Linked DNA regions of Homo sapiens: region 2 is linked to region 1. The links are chromatin contacts, found by Hi-C or POLR2A ChIA-PET in ENCODE. All regions are on one chromosome and are shown on one strand. The core of a region is the stretch at or near the end of the contact, and the rest is flanking DNA. Distances in the headings are between cores, read along the strand shown. Region 1 has its middle 36 kb from the start of CFAP300. Region 2 overlaps YAP1 (Yes1 associated transcriptional regulator).

What was found. Hi-C counts contacts between places; a loop is a spot of excess contacts on that map. ChIA-PET counts read pairs that join two places held with the same protein, here RNA polymerase II (POLR2A). Pooled maps may share reads with other maps.
Region 2: a map of endothelial cell of umbilical vein shows a loop between it and region 1 (5-fold over the local background). The contact joins two enhancer-like sites. A Hi-C loop is called at or near these places in 2 of 168 maps with a recorded cell type or tissue (PC-9 and endothelial cell of umbilical vein) and 3 of 50 pooled maps. POLR2A ChIA-PET finds 5 or more read pairs at or near these places in 2 of 52 experiments (MCF 10A and WTC11).

The regions. Positions count from the first base shown.
Region 1 is chr11:102,009,335-102,013,545 of GRCh38, forward strand. No RefSeq gene overlaps it. Among named protein-coding and RNA genes, the nearest start is that of CFAP300, 36 kb to the right of the region's middle. RefSeq lists enhancers at 677-1,303, 1,589-2,788. Within about 2 kb of position 1,922, at least 6 of the 41 ENCODE cell types and tissues checked have a DNase peak (open chromatin) inside an H3K27ac peak, as active enhancers do; they include PC-9, where a contact is called at or near this core.
Region 2 is chr11:102,225,373-102,229,505 of GRCh38, forward strand. It overlaps YAP1 (Yes1 associated transcriptional regulator), which reads left to right. Exons shown (of 9, transcript NM_001130145.3): 8 at 2,097-2,209. Among named protein-coding and RNA genes, the nearest start is that of BIRC3, 90 kb to the right of the region's middle. Within about 2 kb of position 1,484, at least 7 of the 41 ENCODE cell types and tissues checked have a DNase peak (open chromatin) inside an H3K27ac peak, as active enhancers do; they include PC-9, where a contact is called at or near this core.

The DNA.
Region 1 (4,211 bases), core at 672-3,171:
CTTGCCATGTTGCCCAGGCTAGTCTCAAACTCCTGGGCTCAAGCAATCTTCCTGCCATCCAGGCCAGGCACAGTGGCACTTTTGACTGCAAAGTATGAAAGCACTAAGAGTATTGCTCTACAGAATGGTAAATATGATATGCAATTTTAAATTAATTTATATTAAAAGGTTGCCAAAGTTATCAATGTTGCTTATATTTCCTAAAATGGATTATGACCTAAACAATATTTATGAACACCTAAAACTCATTAAAAATCTCTTTTCCATTTTTAATATTTTATCCTCATATTTTATTGTATATGCAGTCGTTGTCATAATGCCTTTCTTCCAGAGATTTTTTACAATGCCTTTTTTTAAAGATTAAGTAGAAAACTTTCCAAGAATTTCAAATAATTTTAAAGAAAGAAATTTATACATCAGCCACTCCATCTAACTCTTCATATTAAAGATGAAATCCAAGTACTTTTTAAATGACATTAGTTAAAGCTTCCAATGTCCACGGAAATAAAACTAGTATTTTGCCTTTTTGGTTTCTCCAGCCCAGCAAAGAAAGAATGAAAAAAATATTTGCAGAAAGTGAGAACTTTGTAAGTTACTGCATTGATCAGAAATCAATTCAAAGCTATGTAATACGTATTCACTCAATACAACTTTACTGAGTACCTCTTAAATCATCTCTATGCTTGGGACCAGGGACTCCAATAGAGATCAAATACAATCCCACTAATCAAAACATTTAGCCTATGAGATCTTAAAGACCGGCAAACAGGCAATTACAGCAAAGTGTGAGTGAACACAGATTATAATGAGATTGCCTAGAAGGGCCATCTAATCCAGGACTTGGGCTGTGAAGGCAGGCTTTCTGGAAAATGTGACTACCAAAGTGAGGGCTGAAGGATGGGTTAGACAAGCAAGGATGGAAGAGGATGTAATTTCAGGCATTAGAAACAGCATGTGTCAAACTCAGCCTGCTTTGCCCATACTTCATAAATCTCCAAATCAAACAGGGCTTTCAGGCAAGAGAGCAATTGGAAGCATTATTATACCTCTGCTCTTTCCTGAAGCCCTACTTAAATCACAAGGATTAAAAAGGACAGATAGCAGCCAGGCACGGTGGGTCATGCCTGTAATCTCAGCACTTTGGGAGGCTGAGGCAGACGGATCACCTGAAGTCAGGAGTTTGAGACCAGCCTGGCCAACCTAGTGAAACCCCGTCTCTACTGAAAATACAAAAAAATTATCCAGGCGTGGTGTCAGGCACCTGTAATCCCAGCTACTCGGGAGGCTGAGGCAGGAGATTCGGTTGGACCCGGAAGGCAGAGGTTGCAGTGAGCCGAGATCGCGCCACTGCACGACAGCCTGGGCGACAGAGTGAGACTCTGTCTCAAAAAAACAGAGAAAGAGATACCCTAGATGTCTCAATTGTTGTAAGTAATAATAAAATAAAAGGAGGGAGTACAAGACAAAGAGAAAACAAGGGAAGACAGCGCCAAAACTTGGAAGGTTAGAAAGCAGGTGATGAAGTGGTAACTGATTTAGATAATCAAAGAAAGCTAAAACCTATGCTGGCAGTAGGGGAAGCCTAAAGCAAGCCAGTCTTTCCTGCAAAACCAGAAAGGCCCAGGTTTGAAAGTCATCCGGTAGTTCTGCAAACTGGGGGTAAAGGTAAGACTGAAACAGTAATGATTAGTTGGAAGTCTGTTAGACAAACAGTTAAACCCCAGATCCAAATGTCATGCAAGACAGCTGGACCACTCTCCTTCTTTTGCCAAAGCAGGAACATTTAACTTTAAAACTATGAATAAACGAGAATTTCTTTAACCCATTAGAAGGCATTTAGTGGTTGCTGAGGGCTTGCTGCTGAGATAGTCCCGTCAGGACCTGAGGAGTCTTTCCCCAGCTGACAGGAATGTCGGCGGCTGACAGCTCTCAGCTGAGTCACTCTCCAGGCATTTCCCGCAGGCCAAGAGACTCCTCACACGGGGCCACACCCAGTCCCTGAGGGCCGCCCTTATCCAATGCCTGGTTGATGTGGGGCATGAAGTCCTGGCCCCTTTGCCTCAAGGTAGGTCCGTTTTGAAAGGCACGACTGCACACCAGCAAGAAACGACCAAAAAAAAAAATTTGTAACTTTTTAAAAGATACCATTTACAAAAATAACCAAATTTAAAATGCCAACTCTGAATCTTTAAAAAGATATGCAAGCCTTTTCTGGAAAAAAGATTAAAATATTGAAAGACATTTTAAAAGATTTAAATAAATGGATGTATATACCATATCCTTGGATTTGAAAACTCAATATCATGTCAGTTCCTCCCATTGATATTAAACATTCAATGCAATTCCAACTAAAACACTCAAGGCCTGTTTGTGGAATTTGACAAGATGATCTAAAAATTTATGTGAAAGAGGAAAGAACAAGAATAGCCCAGATACACCTGTGTCCGAAGACTAACGTGGAGGTACTTGCCCTATCAAATAACAAGACTTTTTGTTTTTCTCTCCTTTTTTTGACACAGAATCTTGCTCTGTCACCCACGCTGGAGTGCAGTGGCACTATCTCAGCTCACTGCAACCTCCACCTCCCGGGTTCGAGTGATTTTCCTGCCTCAGCCACCCAAGTAGCTGGGATTATAGGCATGCACCACCACGCCAGGCTAATTTTTGTATTTTTAGTGGAAACAGCATTTTGCCATGTTGGCCAGGCTGGTCTCAAACTTCTGGCCTCAAGTGATCCATCAACCTCAGCCTCCCAAAGTGTTGGGATTACAGGCGTGAGCCATGGCACCCAGCAAAAGCTCTTATAATTAAGATAATGTGGTACTGGCACAAGATACATATAAAAATCAATAAAGTACATATTAAAAATCAAAATACATATAAAAATAAATAAAAACTCTTGCAAATAAACCTGATTTACAGCAAAGCAGGCGTTGTATCAAGCTACAATAGCTATGGTAGTTATGAACACGCACCGCTCAGATTTCCTTTCAAGAGATAACCTGCGCAAAAGAGACTGTTGGCTGACAGCCCCTACCTGCTGTACCTCCTGCATCCACCATGGTGTTCACATCAATGCCTTTCTCCCCGCAGACTGTTCCCAGTGACTGAACATTGTGGAAGACTGTGGAAAATTGTGGGTGTCCCAGAAACAGACAATTCTTAACCAGTGAGGGACTTCTCTGGTGGATAGTCTTTACATATGGGTGCCTCAATAGGCCTGGGCAAGACTTCCTTTTTCAGAGCTACTTCTTCCTTCCCATGCTCTTTTCACATGTGTCAGACACACATCATAACATCATAACCTTTATCCTTCACAGGTGTTTCTTCCCAATAAATCTCATACACCTCTAATTCCATCTTGAGATCTGCTTTTCAGAGGAACTTAACTGACATAGTTGGTACCAGGAACAGTCCAAGAAAGCAGGCTAAAAGGTGGAGATTGGGGATGGAATCACTGAATGGCAAGGAAAACCCCATGCTGAGTGGAGAGTGGGTCACAGATTGTCCCTGGCTCAAGGTAGTGGCTCGACTGCCACTATTTCACAGGTGATGACCTGGGGAAACATTCCCTGAGAAAAACAGGCTTGCCAATTCAAGAATCCAGGCATTTAAAAGATGCAGTGGGACTAACACCTGCAAAGACAGTAGCTAGTTATTACTAAGTTGAATTGAAAACCTTCAGAGTGATGAGAAACTGAGAGCAGTTAACAACTAAAGGTTAAGTATGAGAGCCAGGATGCACTTGCGGTGGTATTGCTTACAAAGAGATCCTTATCACCCTGCAGTGGAAGAGAGCTCAGCTGCGGGGCAATCATAGGACTTAGAATAAGGAGCTGCAGAGGCATTTATCAGGCAAGGCAGATCTGTCACAAAAAGACCAGAGCCCTGAAACATCTGGGTGGGTAGCCCCAAGAATTCCTGGTCACTGGATTCCCAAATCGGTGCCTATCTCTCCTACCATTAGGAGACTGCAGGAACCAACAAGATCTCAGTGATGCTGCTGCCTCTTCCTGCAGATCCTTCTTGCAGATCCTTCAGACCTAGAACTTCCCCAGCTGTATTGGGCTGGGATTTAACACTAGTTATCTGCTTGTCAGCAGACGGAGGGTAACTGTGAGGGGTTTCTGGCTGCCTTGTGGTGGAAAGGCCTCAGTAGGGTCTTCTCAGGTGGAGTAAATGCTAGCTCTTAACAAGGAGTAGTGAGAGAG
Region 2 (4,133 bases), core at 234-2,733, 220 kb after region 1:
TACTCGGGAGGCTGAGGCAGGAGAATCGCTTGAACCCGGGAGGCAGAGGTTGCGGTGAGCCGAGATCATGCCGTTGCACTCCAGCCTGGGCAACAAGAGTGAAACTTGGTCTCAAAAAACAAAAAGACAAACAAAAAAACCTCTTGATGGTTTTTCCCTTGTTTACTATTTGATTTATGTATATTCCTTAAGCTCTAAATACTTTTTGCCCCAACTTGCCTTGGCATTGACTCTTAGTAGTAATGCTGAGTTCCCTTAGTTCCCTTTTACTTTTACCCTCAAAGCTCACTCAGATGTCCCCCTCCATGAAACTTTTACCCTTTACTTCTAAGCTCCCTGTTTGTTCTGAAAGCACTGTGCTTACATCTGAGTTCATATAGCCCCTAAATATGATTCATTAGTATATTTGTTCATTTCCCTCCTTGAAGTTGTGAGCCTCTCACAAAACATTGTTTGTAGGTGGTGGTGATTGTTAACCTCTTTATCCTCAAAGCCTAGTCTAATGCCTGTCATGTAGTAGCAGATGCTCAGTGAATGTTTACTGAATGAGTGGGGCCTGTAGGAAGTGGGGTTCTGCAGGGAGCAGTTCCTCACCAGGAAAATGGCCCTGTAAACTCTGTCCTCAGGAATGCCCATGTGCTTCCCCTGTGGTTTGGAATGAACTCTGCGCAACTCTGTAAGTTCAGTTATTCAGTAATAGACTAAAATGTCTGATGTGTGTCCCATGCTTAGCAGCCGAATAGAGTGATGACTAGGACCAGGCTCTTGTCCCAGATCAGGGCAGGCAAAATACAAACAAACCACATCCTGAGGCCTTCTCATATATGGCTGCATTGTATACCAATGGTCTCAGAGGCAAATGTGTGTTTTCTTGGATCTGTGTGAGGCTTTTGAGCCTTGGCAAAATCTGGCAGAAGCATTAGAGTAAACCAGTGATGGCAGTATATAGAATGAGGGGAGAGAGAGAACAAGGCAAATGCATTGCATCATTTAGGGAAGGCAGTTGGGGTATTGACTGAGCTTTTAGCCTTGAGCAATTGTTAAACTTGTTTTTATTTTTTAACTTTTATGTAAGTTAAATAGCTGCTTATTAAATGTACAAGCCGTAGAGAAAGTTGAAGTTCACACTCACACAGACCATTGAAGAATAACAGCTGCCTTGATTTTATGCGTTTCTCTAAGATTTTGTAGAGTTAGTAGAACTCAGGGAATGCCAGCTGATGTCTAGATGCTACTAGCTTAGGAAAGTGTTCTATTTCTCAGGGTAATGGATATTTACCATACTTTTAATGTAAATCTGGGAAACCTTACTTAGTCTAAAGTGAAAATCTGTGTTGGGTCATTTTATTTTCAAGGGATGTGCCTTGCAGTTTTTTGTTTTGCTCTTTTCTTTAACTGGAGCTATATGATTTCCCGTTTCGTTTCGTACTGAAGTGTTTGAGGCTTTTTCCTCCCCCGCCCAAACACAGAAGCAAGGAGATCAAGCCACGAGTATTCTTATCTTATTGGCAGTGACTCACCTATTTTGGCTCAGTCCTAAAAGGAATTCTGGTGGTTTATTTGGGGTTGATTTTTCCTTGGCTTATGTTCTCTGCACAATAGCTAGGAATTTAACTTGAGTCTAGTGCAGACCTGTCTCCTCGCCCACCTGGAGTTTGTGTTGTGACGTCTCTGTGCCACCACCACCTGGAGAATTGAGGCCTTGGGACAAGTAAGTTGTATGGGTTCCTCCGCACCCCCAGATTCAAATGATATTACAGAGAGGAGAATACTGATGCAGAGAATTTTCTGTCAGCCAGGAAAACTAACTGGGGGTATCTTTTTTTGTCCCTTATTGTCACCAAGCACAGAACCTTAGGAGAAATCTTGGTTCCTTAGAGCTGCCAGCTTCAATTAGGATTAACTTGTCTATTTCACTTCATAGCACAAGCCCTGTCTATGGCCCTGAGGGAGGGTGCTTGTTTCAGACATTGCAGGACAGGAATTTTCACTAATCCTCTTTGAGAATTATGTTGCTGCTCAGCAGGTGTTTATTTTTACCTTGAATTGATTTTTAAAATTTTTTGTGTTGGTCTTTAACTGTCATGTTTATGTAGTGGCACCTATCACTCTCGAGATGAGAGTACAGACAGTGGACTAAGCATGAGCAGCTACAGTGTCCCTCGAACCCCAGATGACTTCCTGAACAGTGTGGATGAGATGGATACAGGTTGGTATTCTTTATTCCTCTTAGTAACCTGACTTAACAGTGGGATATGTTATCACCAGGTCTCATAAGGTATTGTAAGCAAAGATGATTCAGAAGAAAACCAATTAAAATCCTGTAAATTTGAATTAAATTGATCCTGCTTTGTCTCTATACGGTGATTTGTAACTTGTCTTTTCCTAGTTTAAAAAAATATATATCATGGATTGGCCGGGTGCAGTGGCTCATGCCTCTAATTCCAGCATTTTGGGAGGCCAAAGTGGGTGTATTGTTTGAGCCCAGGAGTTCAAGACCAGTCTGGGCAACATGGTGAAACCCCATCTCTATAAAAAAACATACAAAAATAAGTCAGCTGTCATGGTACATGCCTGTAGTCCCAGCTACTCAGGAGGCTGAGGTGGGAGGATGGATTGAGCCCCGGTGATCACACCACTGCACTCCAGTTTGGGTGACAGAATGAGACCTCTTCTCAAAAAAAAAAAAAAAAAATCATAAATTGGATATATTAGCTCTATTTGAATAAAACTCTGATAACATGACTTATGTTAGCATGTTGATCTTAATTGGCAGGACAAACTGACAACCCTGTTAGAACATCTCTCTCCTTATAGATTAGTGTCCTTAATTTTGAGAGATGTCTACATGTAATTCAGTGTTTGTCTTCATCTTTTCTCTAAGAGTTTTTGGTCCACCTTAAGTGTTATGGGGCTCAGGAAACCAGGTGGGAAAGACTAGGAGGTGGGGCTCACTTACTTTGTTAGAATAGTTGCAGAAGGCCAGGTGCGGTGGCTTAAACCTGTAATCCCAGCACTTTGGGAGGCCGAGGTAGCCAGATCACGTGAGGTCATAAGTTCAAGACCAGCCTGGCCAACATGGTGAAACCCTGTCTCTACTAAAAATATAAAAATTAGCCACATGTGGTGGTATGCACCTGTAATCCCAGCTACTCGGGAGACTGAGGCAGGAGAATCATTTGAACCCGGGAGGCGGAGGTTGCAGTGAGCCAAGATCACACCACTGCACTCCAGCCTGGGTGACAGAGCAAGACTCCGTCTCAAAAAAAAAAAAAAAAAAAAAAAAAAAGAATAGTTGCAGGGGTCTTGCAGGAGCTAAGAAATACCTGCCTCACAGGGGTAATTACGGAAGCATTTCTCCTGTGGCTTACCTGGCAACCATTGCCCTAGAGTTGACAACTGCCAGAGTGCATGAATTGGCAGGGAAATGAAGCTGTTCTTTAGCTACCAACTCTTTCACTAACTGCTTCTATTCTGAAAGTGTTTAGCAAGGCTTTTGTGCCTGTATTCATCCAGCTCCTGGCTTTGATGCTTTCTAGAATCCACACTACCCCTCCTCTCTGATTATCTAGATGTTAAATCATCCTTAGGAGCCACTTCAAACCCATTTCACACACAACACCTTTACTTACTCCTCTAATCTGTATTGCTCTCTTCTCCAGACCCCTGTAGCACTTAATGGTTTATGTTAGTTTTTCTGAAAGTATGTTCTATTGAAGCTCTGAGGAGTGTTAATGTTGTCATATGCAAAAAAGGCTCTGTGGCCAAGTAAGTTTGGGAAACCTAGAAGCAAGGCTAGGAAGATGGATTTATTCAAAGCCCTCTGGGAAGGCTTGTTTTGCTGTTAGGAAGGTGCATCTCCTAAGGGTAGAATAAAGTATTCTTGCAGTCTTTCTATTTTAGTGTTTCCCAAAGTATATTTAAGGCCAAGGTAGGTCTATACCACTCATGTTTATGTTTAGTCTTATTATGGTGGTGCTTATCTGGAAGACAGGGTAGTGATGCTGTCGTGTTGTGTACTTGTTCTTTCTCCCGCTGCTGCATATAATTTTTCAAGGGCTTTTTTATTTTTTTCATGACTCCTTTAGTGCTCAGCACATAATAGCAATCAAGCTGTTATTGGATATCTGAAC